Regions from separate parts of the Homo sapiens genome. Here all the other regions are linked to region 1. The links are chromatin contacts, found by Hi-C or POLR2A ChIA-PET in ENCODE. All regions are on one chromosome and are shown on one strand. The core of a region is the stretch at or near the end of the contact, and the rest is flanking DNA. Distances in the headings are between cores, read along the strand shown.

Region 1 (2,934 bases), core at 435-2,934:
TAGTTAAATTAACAGAATAATAAATTTTGTCATGCCATTGGCCCATCTGCACATTGACTCGGCTTAGTTTAGTCTCTACAAAAACAAGACCCCTATATAAGAAAAACTTAAAGGTCAGGGGCGGTGGCTCATACCTGTAATCCCAACACTTTGGGAGGCTGAGGAGTGTGGATACCTTGAGTCCAGGAGTCCCAGACCAGCTTGGGTAGCATGACAATACCCTGTGTCTACAAAACATACAACTATTAGCTGGCTGTGGTGGTGCATGCCTGTAGTCCTAGCTACTTGGGAGACTGAAGTGGGAGGATCGCTTGAGCTCAGGAGGTGGAGGCTGCAGTGAACTATGATCATGCTACTACACTCCAGCCTGGGCAACAGAGTAAGACCCTGTCTCAAAAAAAGAAGAAAAAAAAAAAGAAAGAAAGAAAAGAAAAACTTAAGACAGTGTGTTCCTCTGTTTGCTTTCTGAGGACGCCCTACTCCGTAAGGGTGTAGCTTTCAATAAACTCTCTCTTCTCATCGCACTCTACGACTTGCTTTGGGTTCCTTCCTGCATGAGATCCAAGAATTCTCTCTTGGGGTCTGGATCGGGACCCCTTTTTCCAGTAACATGTAGACACACACACACATTCAGTTTAAAAGCCCATATTACAACGTACATCCACCTCATCTTCACACTGAGATTTGGGTGACATCTGTCCCTTTTTGAGTTTTGACCCAAGTTAACCTTTTAAGACGCTCTTTATTTCTTCCCCTTTTGCCTCAGTTCACGTTCCTCCCCCTTCTCCTTACATGCCTTTTATAGCAGCCTCTCCTTTTCTCTTTTATTCTTTTTCTACACATTTCTCTTACTGTAAAATCAGAAGCCAGGCGCGGTGGCTCACGCCTGTAATCCCAGCAGTTTGGGAAACCGAGGCGGGAGGGTCTCTTGAACCCAAGAGTTCGAGACCAGCCTGGGCAACATAGTAAGACCCCCGTCTCTACTAAAAAAAAATTAAAAATTAGCTGGGCATGACGGTGTGCGTCTGTAGTCCCAGCTACTCAGGAGGCTGAGGCGGGAGGATCGCTTGAGGCCAGGAGTTCAAGGCTGCAGAGAGTCACGATCCCACCACTGCACTCCAACCTGGGTGACGCGGCCAGACCCTGTCTCTAAAAAGAAAAAAACTAGAGGGGTGTATCTATCACGCTTTCAATAGATATTCAGCTTGGGTTCTATACTTTTCTCATGACCCTTTGTCTTTCTGTTTTCCAGGTCACTCCTCCTCCCCTACACTTAATTCCCACCCTGCTCCCTTTTCACGGCCCACTCCCCTTCCAGGAGTCCTGCCTGCTGCTTCGAACTCCAATGATCGTCCCATTCACCTCTCACCCCTTTTCCCGCCTTTTTGCCCCACAAGGCTCCAAAGCGCGAGGACCTTATTGTCCTCCTCCCCCATCCTCCAACCAGCCCACAGGACAGCCGCGTTACCATGACGACCGGGCTCCTAGAAGCTGCAGTCAAGGACCTGGTTGCCATGGTTTCCGCTTCTCCGCCTCCAGCCCCGCCCGCGCTCCCCGCGGCGTCGGCGCCTGCGCAGTGCGTGGCGCGCCGGGAGTCAGAGCCTGGGCGGGACGGGGCGGGGCTTCGGGCGAGAGGGAGGGCAGCAGGAGAAAGGATAAGAAAGGGAGTGGGACTGGCGCCTACGGTGGCCGAAGTGGGACGCGCCGAGCCGGAGGCTGCAGGATGGTAGGCTGTGCGAAGAGGGAGGGGAGGGGGAAGCGAGGGGCGTGGGCTGCACCTGCGGGGGTCCTCGGGGGCCGCCCTCGGGGTGAACCGCCCTGTCTTCCCTCTGGTCCTCAGAGGCCTCCCTTGCCTCGGCGGGTGGGCGAGCCGGGCTCGGGAGGAAGAGGGGGAGGTGGCATTCGGGAGAGGGGCGGGGAGGGGGCGCATTTGCAGGGCGAGCGGGGGCTGACGAAGGGGCGGCGGGGCCGTCCCGAGCCGGGAGGGGCGCTCTGGTCTTGGCCCCTGGGGTCCCTCGATCCCCGCTGCAGGGAAGCCGCCCGAAGCAGAGGGTTGCGGGAGTCTCTTTGCTGAGGGAGGGAGCGGGGGTCACCAGTCACCGAGACCCCCTTCCCGGGCTGCACAGGCGGGAGCGGGGACCCGGGTGGGGAGAGGGGTGTGGGAGGGGAGTTTCCGGGTCGGAAAAGGGAGCGCCCTACTGCGTTCGTGGCCGTGCTTGCCTAGAGGCTGGGCCCAGGTAGGGAAGCGAAGTGGACTCGTGGTTTTTCTCCGAGGGACCCAGGCTTTGGGATCCCGGGCTCCGGGGCTCTCTGCCCCCCTTCCCATTCTCTTTCCGGAATCCAGGCCTTCCGTCTTCCTGCTTGCTCCCCACCCCCCTATTTGAGCGCCGCACGAGGCTCCCCAGCGCCCCTCTTTTCCCCTCCACCAAAAAAATCAGTTCTCCTGAATTCTGATTTTTCACTTACTAAGCTAGTACAGTGCCACACACCCAGGGATTCCAAGCCTGGGCATGTCCATGAATAGAAGAGCTACTGGGGTAAGGAGAAGACTCCAGGATGTGGCCCAGACCCCCCGGAACTGGGAAGCTGGGGTACACTGGGCAGTGAGGGTTCTGTCTTCCATCCCACTTGACCCAGCTTGCTGTCTGTTCTGCAGACATTCTTTTAGGGGAACCCCCTGGGTGGCGGGGCCCTAACTGAGGGAAATTGGTCACCTGGTGTCTGGGGAGGAGTGGGCGCTTAGCAGGAGGCACCCTAAAAGGAAGAAAAGTTAAAGAGAAATGTCGAAGACCAAATGCCTGGGTGCCTGCAGAGAGGAAGATAGGATTTGGGCATCTGCATACCCTGTGTGGTGTTGGAGATACATACTACAGAGGAGGATACCCCTGGGCATAGGCCTGGCACTGGAGGATGATATGTTTGGGAGATCATTAA
Region 2 (2,967 bases), core at 31-2,530, 210 kb after region 1:
AAATACAAAAATTAACCCGAAATGGTATTGCTTGCCTGTAATCCCAGCTACTCGGGAGGCTGAGGCAGAAGAATCACTTGAACCCGGGAGGCAGAGGTTGCAGTGAGCCGAGATCGCACCACTGCACTCCAGCCTGGGTGACAGAGCGAGACTCCAACTCAAAAAAAAAAAAAAAAGAAAAAGAAAAAAAAAAAAAGGAACAAAATGCTCCTAACCCGGGCGAGTAGAGTACGGGCTGGATTTCTGGTCCCACCTGGGCCTGGAGCAGGGTCCAAGCCCTATGGGAATCCTGCAACATAGAAAAGACCAAAACTTGGGTCCAGGCTGGCCTTGGGCCCAGCATGGGATCTAGGACTCTGCTTTTCTGTTTATAAAAGGTGGGATTGTCCTACATCTTCCTGAAGCCCTTTTCTGGATAGGATGTCTCATGAATCTGTGATTCTAGCTACAACTTTTTTCTTTTTTTGAGATGGAGCCTCACCTTGTCATCCAGGCTGGAGGCCAGTGGCCTGATATTGGCTCACTGCACCCTCCGCCTCCTGAGTTCAAGTGATTGGCTTGCCTCAGCCCAGCCTGTAGTTGAGATTACAGGCACCTGCCACCACACTAGGCTAATTTTTGTATTTTTAGTAGAGACGAGGTTTCACCATGTTGGCCAGGCTGGTCTCGAACTCCTGACCTCAGGTGATCCGCCCACCTCGGCCTCCCAATCTAGCTACAACTTCTCACCCCAACTGACCCTTCCGCCCCTCCCAAAGCTTCTTACCTGGAAGAGACAGCGGGGCAGGTGGGGGCTGGAGGTTAAAGGGGAAGGAGGAGAATCCTGGGAAGCTCTGGTCAGTTTCTCACGGGAACGCAGCGCTTTGATCCAAAGAGCCCTGCACAAGGATCGGAAGACTCGCATTTGTCTGGCTTAACTTTCTCCAGCCTCAGTTTCCACTTCTGAATGGGACCATCGAGGGCAGTGTGGCGAGGATTCACCAACATCGTCCAGGTGAAATTGGCAGACACAGAATGGGCGCTCCGAAAGCATTCGCGGACCCGAAGAAGGTTTGGTTTCAAAGGTTCTAAGGTGTGTAGCGGGGGCCTGGGCGCGAGGTCTGGCTTTCGGGGTGTTAGGCTCCAGGGACCTCCTGCGGAGCTCGCACCCTAGCTCTGCCGCCACTGCCGCCTCCTCGGCCCCGGACCGCCGAGGGTTAACAAAAAAGCCCCACGCCCCCTTTGACGGCTTAGAGCCCACCTCGCCGAATTTGAAAAGGCGGCCCCGGAGAGGCGTGGGCGCCCCCCACACATTTCCAGCTCGCACCCGGGCTCCGACCGCTCGCCCCGCTCCTCTCGCTGTGCTCCCGGCCGGTGCCGCGGGTTCGGTCCGGGCGCCGGTGCGCTCCTGCCGGTCCTCGTGCCCGGGACTCCGGGTCCCCGCGGGCTGCTGCGCACGATGAAGCTGGCCCTGCTCCTGCCCTGGGCGTGTTGCTGCCTCTGCGGGTCGGCGCTGGCCACCGGCTTCCTCTATCCCTTCTCGGCCGCAGCTCTGCAGCAGCACGGCTACCCCGAGCCCGGCGCCGGCTCCCCTGGCAGCGGCTACGCGAGCCGCCGGTGAGTAGCTCGGGGCCGAGGGGCCGGGGGGTGGGGGGAGGGAGCGGACAGCGGGGGCCCTGGCCACTGGGTGGCTGGAGCGAGGCTTGGGGGCTGGAGAGCGGGGCGATCCGGGACTTGGGGGCGCAGGGCAGCGGGGACTGGGGGCTGCAGACACCGGGCAGCTGGAACGAGAGCTGGAGGGGGTTGGGGTGCGGGGCGATTCGGGCCTGGGGGCGCGGGGTGGCGGATGCCAGGGGCAGGGGACACGGGGCAACTGGGACGAAATGGCGGTGGCTGGGGGTTGGGGTCACGGGGGGAAAGACCGAAGGGCCTTGGGTGCAGGGCGATTGGGGGCTGGGGCGCGGGGCGGCGGGGGTTGGGGGCTGCAGACGGGGCAGCTGGAACGAGCGATGGAGGAGGCTGGGGGTTGGGGCCGCGGGGCTGCGGGGCTGCGGGGTTGCGGGGGCTGAAGGTTCGGGTCCGGCTCCGGGGCTGCGGTGGTCTCTGGCCGCGCCCACCCTGTCCCTTCCTTTCTTCGCTTCCCCAACCTTCGCCCCCTCGTTCCGGGCTCCGAGTAGAGGTGGTTCCGACCGCCGTGGCTGGGGCTGGGGCTCTGCCCGGGGCGTTCGGCCGCTCACGTGGCTCTGCCGCTCACCTGCGCGGCTGCGGCTTTGTGTCGCGGAGCAGGTTCTCGGGTGGCCAAGGCCTCGCGTCCCGGGCACCCCTCTCCTATCAGCGGCCCCAGGACACCAGAGGGGTCATTCCCGCCCAGTCTTTGGGGCTGAGGCCGCGGAGGATCCTCGGCTGCGACTCCCCAGCCACCCCGGGACGTGGAACCGGCTGGGATCGGGTGGCTCCGTGGCGGGGTTGGAGAGGGCGCAGGGTCACCGGGCCCGGGCGCCGGGACCCGCCAGGCGTCTCCTTCCTCTCGGCCGGCAGGTGGCGCCATGGCCACCCCCGGGACGCTCAGGGCTGCGGCTCCGGAGCCCGCATTTGAATTTCCCCAGAAAACCATAAGCATGCAAGTAAAAGTTGCCAAACGCCTCGTTTGCATAACTCGCTTGAATTTAGCTTTTCTCATTTAGTGATAACTACAACCTACACAGCTATGACAGCGCTCTGGAATGCACTACCTGTGTCTGTTCCCTCCGTCTCTTTTTTATATTTTAATTTTTTTTTTTTGCAGAGGCAGAATCTCAACTCTGTTGCCCAGGCTTGTCGCAAACTCCTGGGCTCAAGCGATCCTCCCGCCTTGGCCTCCCAATCTCCATTTCTTTTGATCCTTAACAACCCTAGGGTTAAAACATTAGAGTAGTATCTTTCCTTTAGCTGAAGAAACAGAGGCTCAGGATTTGCTAGGCCTAGGAGCCACTCAGGACTGACCTCTTG
Region 3 (2,868 bases), core at 66-2,565, 140 kb before region 1:
TTGAGGGGCTTTGGCCGCCCACCTTTTTTTGTGAGACAGAGTCTCACTCTGTCACCCAGGCTGGAGTACAGTGGCACAATCTTGGCTCACTGCAACTTCTGTCTCCCAGGTTCAAGCGATTCTCCTGCCCTCAGCCTCCCTAGTAGCTGTGATTACAGGCATGCCACCACGCGTGGCTAATTTTTGTATTTTTAGTAGAGACTGTAGAGACAGGGTTTCATCATGTTGGCCAGGCTGGTCTCGAACTCCAGACCTTAGGTGATCCGCCCGCCTTGGCCTCCCAAAGTGCTGGGATTACAGGCGTGAACCACCATGCCCGGTCACATTTTGAATTTTTTTTACTCAAAAGGCCATTCAGGGAGCACTAAAGCAGGGAGACCAGGTGGAGGAAGTGAGGCTGAGGGGGTGGGGGGAGGGAGAGGAGACGCAGCCTGGTGGAGATGAGGCTGAGTGGGTGGGAGAGGGAGAGGGAGTGAGGGAGGATTTCCGGGATTGTCCGAGCTGACCCTTGGGCCCCGAAGGATGGGGGAGAAGCAGCCGGTGGAGCACACTGAGTTGGGGGGCTGGTGGGTGCTGAGGAGGAGGCTGCAAGGCTCGTGCCTGTCTGAATCTCCGGGAGGGGTCTGCAGCCTGAACCACGTACTGGAATAGAGGTTTGTCCATTCATCGGGGAGAATGCAGAGTGAGAAGTGAGGAGGGTGAAAGGAGAACCCCCCCCCAGGAGCCCCCGTAGAAGGACAGGTAGGGCATGAGGACCCCGATCTAGGAGGACGCAGGAAAAGAGGGGTCAGAGGTGCAGGGAGAGCCCCGGAGTCCAGAGAGTGAGTGGTTCTGCGGGACCAGGAAGTAAGTGATCGCTGTGCTCCGGGAGGATGCTGGAAGAAGATTCCAGACGCAGCTTTTTTGCCTGCTATGGTTACCGTTGCTATGAAGGAGGGCGGCCCTGCTGACCCAGAGCCAGCCCTGTCTCCCGCTCCACTCTGACCTCACCCCTGAGTCCAGGGCTGAACGCACGCTCCTCCGTGGCCCCCGCTTCCACCCCGTGCATGTGGGGGGCTTCTGCTCCGCTCCCTCCTGTTCCGGGGTCCAGCGGGCGGCTCCCCAGGCAGGCTCTGCACTTACCCGCAGCCCAGTGATGCAGGGTCGGAGGGGTGGTCGGCAGTGGGAAAGGGCGTAGGGCAGATGCCGGGCTGACTCTTCCTTTTGCCAGAGGAAATCCCCTCTGCCCCCTAGTCCTCCCCCTACCAAGGCTCCCATCACTCATCACGGCCTCTCCCTACAGACCAGAATCTGAGGGAGAGCAGATTCGGCCTTGAGAACGCCTACAACAACTTCCGGCCCACCCTGGAGACTGTTGACTCTGGCACAGAGGTGACTCAGCTGCGAGCTGCCCCCACCCCCTGAGGCTGCTCCACTTCCTCTGGGGTTCCCTCTTCCCCCGGGACTCCCTTCTCCCCCTGGGACTCCCTTCTCCCCCTGGGACTCCCTCCCTTCCCCCTGGGACCCCTTCCCTTTCCCTTCCCCCTGGGACTCCCTTCCTCCCCCTGGGACCCCTTCCTTTCCCCCTGGGACTCCCTCCCTCCCCCTGGGACCCCTTCCCTTCCCCCTGGGACTCCCTCCCTCCCCCTGGGACCCCTTCCCTTCCCCCTGGGATTCCCTCCCTCCCCCTGGGACCCCTTCCCTTCCCCCTGGGACTCCCTCCCTCCCCCTGGGACCCCTTCCCTTCCCCCTGGGACTCCCTCCCTCCCCCTGGGACCCCTTCCCTTCCCCCTGGGACTCCCTCCCTCCCCCTGGGACCCCTCCCTTCCCCCCTGGATTCCCTCCCTCCCCCTGGGACCCCTTCCCCTTCCCCCTGGGACTCCCTCCCCTCCCCCTGGGACCCCTTCCCTTCCCCCTGGGACTCCCTCCCTCCCCCTGGGACCCCTTCCCTTCCCCCGGGACTCCCTCCCTTCCCCCGGGACTCCCTCCTCCCCCAGGACTCCCTCCTCTCCTTAGGACTCCCTCCCTCTCCCTGGGACACTCTCCCTACCCCTGGGACTCCCTTCTCCCCCTAGGACTCCCTCCCTTCTCCTGGGACTCCCTCCTCCCCCAGGACTCCCTCCTCACCCTGGGGCCACCCCTTCCCCTGGGACTCCCCCCTCCCCCGCCACTCCCTCCTCTCCCTAGGACTCCCTCCCTCCCCCTGGGACTCCCTCCCTCCCCCTGGGGTTCCCTCCTCCCCGCCAGGGCTCCCTCTTCCTCCTGGGGCTCCCCCTTTCCCGGGTCTGCCCCTTGGCCTCACCTCTTCTCTCCCGTCCCCCAGCTCCACATCCAGAGGCCGGAGATGGTAGCATCCACTGTGTGAGCCAACGGGGGCCTCCCACCCTCATCTAGCTCTGTTCAGGAGAGCTGCAAACACAGAGCCCACCACAAGCCTCCGGGGCGGGTCAAGAGGAGACCGAAGTCAGGCCCTGAAGCCGGTCCTGCTCTGAGCTGACAGACTTGGCCAGTCCCCTGCCTGTGCTCCTGCTGGGGAAGGCTGGGGGCTGTAAGCCTCTCCATCCGGGAGCTTCCAGACTCCCAGAAGCCTCGGCACCCCTGTCTCCTCCTGGGTGGCTCCCCACTCTGGAATTTCCCTACCAATAAAAGCAAATCTGAAAGCTCAGAATGAGAAGTGAGAGGTTTCCTTCTCCTCCTTCTGCAGTTGGGGTCAGGTTAGGGGTCAGAGCCCTCCTGGGATGGGATTTCTCCCAGGACTGGCTGCTGAATGGGGCATGGAACGAATGCTCTGGGCCCCTTCCTGTGTCTTTGCAGGGAGCCCCCTCCCCGGCTCCAGTCAGGACAGGTCTAGGCCTGCCTCTGCTGAGGTCCCTGTGGCAGAAAAGCCTA
Region 4 (2,809 bases), core at 83-2,582, 240 kb after region 1:
TGTACTTTTAGTAGAGACGAGGTTTCTCCATGTTGGGCAGGCTGGTCTCGAACTCCCAACCTCAGGTGATCCGCCCATCTCGGCCTCCCAAAGTGCTGGGATTACAGGCGTGAGCCACCGCGTCTGGCAATTTTTTGTATTTTAGTAGAGATGGGGTTTCACCGTGTTGCCCAGGTGGTCTTGAACTCCAGAGCCCAGGAGATTTCCCCACCTCTTCTTGTATTCTGTGAGTTGCCTTTTCACTCTGTTGATTGGATCTTTCGATGCACAGAAATTTTTACTTTTGATGTAACTTAATTTATTGATATCTCTTTTTTTCTCCTGTTGGCTGGGCTTTTTTTGGGTGTCATAGCCAAGAAATCATTGCCAATCTAGTGTCATGAAGCTTTTAAGAGTTTTAGACCTTTTAGGTCTCATGTTAAGGGTTTTTTTTTTTTTTTTTTTTTTTTTTTGAGACAAAGTCTCATTCTGTCATCCAGGCTAGGGTGCAGTGGCACAATCTCAGCTCGCTGCAACCTGCCTTCTGGGTTCAAGCGATTCTCCTGCCTCAGCCTCCCGAGTAGCTGGAATTACAGGTGTGTGCCACCTGTAATGGGGTTTCACCGTGTTGGCCAGGCTGGTCTTGAACTCCTGACCTCAAGCGATCTGCCCGCCTCGGCCTCTCAATGTGCTAGGATTACAGATGTGAGGCACTGAGCCTGGCTTTAGTTTTGTTTTGGTGAGACAGGGTCTTGCTCTGTTGTTCAGGCTGGAGGGCAGTAGTGCAATCATAGCTCACTGCAGCCTCAAACTCCTGGGCTCAAGCCATCCACCCACCTCTGCCTCCTGAGTAGCTGGGACTACAGGCATGCACTACCATGCCTGGCTACTTTTTAAATTTTTTGAGAAATGGGATCTTGCTATATTGTCCAGGCTGGTCTCAAACTCTTGGCCTCAAGTAATCCTCCAGCCTCAGGCTCTCAAAGCATTCAGATTACAGATGTGAGCCACCATGCCTGGCCTGGAGCCACTTTTAAAGAAGCCACCAGCTTTAGGGCATGGAAGTGGATGGAGAAGGGAGATATTTCTAAAAATTTCTTGGAAATATCTGGTGAGGTCTCAGGGATTCCGAGGCTGGGAAGCTCAGTGGGCTGTGCAACCGGTCCAGGCTGTGTGGGGAGGGGGCCTTGCCTGTGGGCCTCCCGGGGACCTCAGAATTCTTTGCTCCTCTCTCCTCCCACTGTGGCTTTAGAGATCCTTTCCCTCTCTAGGTCTACTCTTTGGCCTGTGCCCTTTGCCTCTGGCCTGACCTGCTAACCAAAGCCTTCTGTTCTGAGGTCAGCCGCTGCCTGGCTGTGGTAACAGGAGCCTCAGGGGAACAGAGCAGCGGAAGGAAAGGGGGATGGGGAGGGCCCCAGCCCTTGAAGCTGAGCAGATGGCAAAGAAAAACATGGCCTGTTTGCCTCTCTGGGGTGTCCGGTTCTGGGGGCAAGGCAGGAGTTTCTCTGGTCTCAGTTTATTCACACATGACTGTGCGTGGGAGCATATAGGGGGGTGTGGGTCACCCCCTTTTTGCTGGAAGCATCCGGGCCTGGCCGGGATTCTATTTTTTTTATTTTTTTTAAAAAGTGTTCCTGGGGCCTGATTGTATCTGATCTGTGAATTCATCTTGGGCAAGGGCTGTGATATACTCCTGGGCCCGTATCCTAGGACCTAGAGAAGGTCCTATTGGATGACAGCTGGAGCCAGGAAATTTCAGAAGCAAACTAGAGTCTTCATGTTTCTCATTTAGTCCTTCTAGGTCTTCTCTATGGTTCTCTGGAAGGAGACATTGATCTCTGCATTTGGACCCTATTTTTATTATTATTTATTTTTGAGACGGAGTCTCACTCTTCTGCCCAGGCTGGAGTGCAGTGGCACGATCTCAGCTCACTGCAACCTCCACCTCCCAGGTTCAAAGAGATTCTCCTGCCTCCCGAGTAGCTGGGACTACAGGCGTGTGCCACCACGCCCGGCTAATTTTTCTATTTTTAGTAGAGACGGGGTATCACCATGTCAGTCAGGCTGGTCTCAAACTCCTGACCTCAAATGATCTGCCCACCTCGGTCTTCCAAAGTGCTGGGGTTATAGGCATGAGCCACCATGCCAAGCCTTTCTTTTCTTTTCTTTTCTTTTCTTTTCTTTTCTTTTTTTTCTGTAGAGATGTGGTCTTGCTATGTTGCTCAGGCTGATCTTGAATTCCTGGTCTCAAGTGATCCTCCCGCCTCAGCTTCCTAAAGTGCTGGGATTACAGGCATGAGCCACAGCACCTGGCCTGGAAGTGCATTCTCAGAGTCCAGCAGGGCAGTGTGTGTTCTTCGAGGCAGGGAAGTGTATGGGCCTGAGACATCAGTGGATGCAAATGGCTAAGGAAAGAGGTCATTCTGGCAGAGGAGGGAGAAGTTGCTAGAGATTTCACTGCAGAGGTGTGACGGGGCTGGGCCGTGAGGGTGGCGGGTGCACAGGCAGGAGGGTTACTCCAGGTTGCAGGAAAACAGCAGGAGTGAAGGTACATGAGGGCCATGAGTCTGGCCTGTTGGGGCAGTGTGCATCTACCTCCTGCCCCCCAGCTATAGGCACCGGTTCCTTTTTCCATCTGTTGTTATGAGCAGGTGCCTTCCGTACCAGCTAGGGAACAAGTATCCAACAACCAGGCTTTTTTTTTTTTTTTTTTTTTTAAGATGGAGTCTCACTCTGTCATCTAGGCTGGACTGTAGTGGTGCCATCTCAGCTCACTGCAACCTCCGCCTCCCGGGTTCAAGCAATTCTCCTGCCTCAGCCTCCTGAGTAG

The links. A loop is a pair of places that touch in the nucleus more often than their neighbours do. ChIA-PET counts read pairs that join two places held with the same protein, here RNA polymerase II (POLR2A). Pooled maps may share reads with other maps.
Region 2: a pooled map shows a loop between it and region 1 (2.8-fold over the local background). The contact joins the promoter of COL26A1 here to the promoter of AP1S1 in region 1. A Hi-C loop is called at or near these places in 1 of 50 pooled maps. POLR2A ChIA-PET finds 5 or more read pairs at or near these places in 4 of 52 experiments (B cell, HEK293, activated B cell and 1 more).
Region 3: a pooled map shows a loop between it and region 1 (5-fold over the local background). The contact joins the promoter of MUC12-AS1 here to the promoter of AP1S1 in region 1. A Hi-C loop is called at or near these places in 6 of 50 pooled maps. POLR2A ChIA-PET finds 5 or more read pairs at or near these places in 2 of 52 experiments (A549 and activated CD4-positive, alpha-beta memory T cell).
Region 4: a map with no recorded cell type shows a loop between it and region 1 (4-fold over the local background). The contact joins the enhancer-like site here to the promoter of AP1S1 in region 1. A Hi-C loop is called at or near these places in 1 of 37 single-sample maps with no recorded cell type and 1 of 50 pooled maps. POLR2A ChIA-PET finds 5 or more read pairs at or near these places in 2 of 52 experiments (Panc1 and activated T-cell).

What each region holds. Positions count from the first base shown.
Region 1 is chr7:101,152,792-101,155,725 of GRCh38, forward strand. AP1S1 (adaptor related protein complex 1 subunit sigma 1) reads left to right here and starts at 1,685. Exons shown (of 5, transcript NM_001283.5): 1 at 1,685-1,726. The coding sequence starts at 1,724. RefSeq lists a silencer at 1,427-1,666 and enhancers at 1,477-1,771, 2,091-2,591.
Region 2 is chr7:101,361,595-101,364,561 of GRCh38, forward strand. It overlaps COL26A1 (collagen type XXVI alpha 1 chain), which reads left to right and starts at 1,281. Exons shown (of 13, transcript NM_001278563.3): 1 at 1,281-1,596. The coding sequence starts at 1,439. RefSeq lists a silencer at 2,415-2,654.
Region 3 is chr7:101,016,293-101,019,160 of GRCh38, forward strand. MUC12-AS1 (MUC12 antisense RNA 1) reads right to left here and starts at 1,316. Exons shown (of 3, transcript NR_120520.1): 1 at 1,123-1,316. MUC12 (mucin 12, cell surface associated) reads left to right here. Exons shown (of 12, transcript NM_001164462.2): 11 at 1,283-1,371; 12 at 2,303-2,644. The coding sequence ends at 2,344. RefSeq lists enhancers at 1,080-1,129, 1,200-1,349, 2,540-2,689 and a silencer at 2,196-2,490.
Region 4 is chr7:101,389,724-101,392,532 of GRCh38, forward strand. All of the region lies in intron 1 of COL26A1 (collagen type XXVI alpha 1 chain), which reads left to right. Among named protein-coding and RNA genes, the nearest start is that of COL26A1, 28 kb to the left of the region's middle. RefSeq lists enhancers at 1,225-1,519, 1,483-1,602. Within about 2 kb of position 1,333, at least 4 of the 41 ENCODE cell types and tissues checked have a DNase peak (open chromatin) inside an H3K27ac peak, as active enhancers do.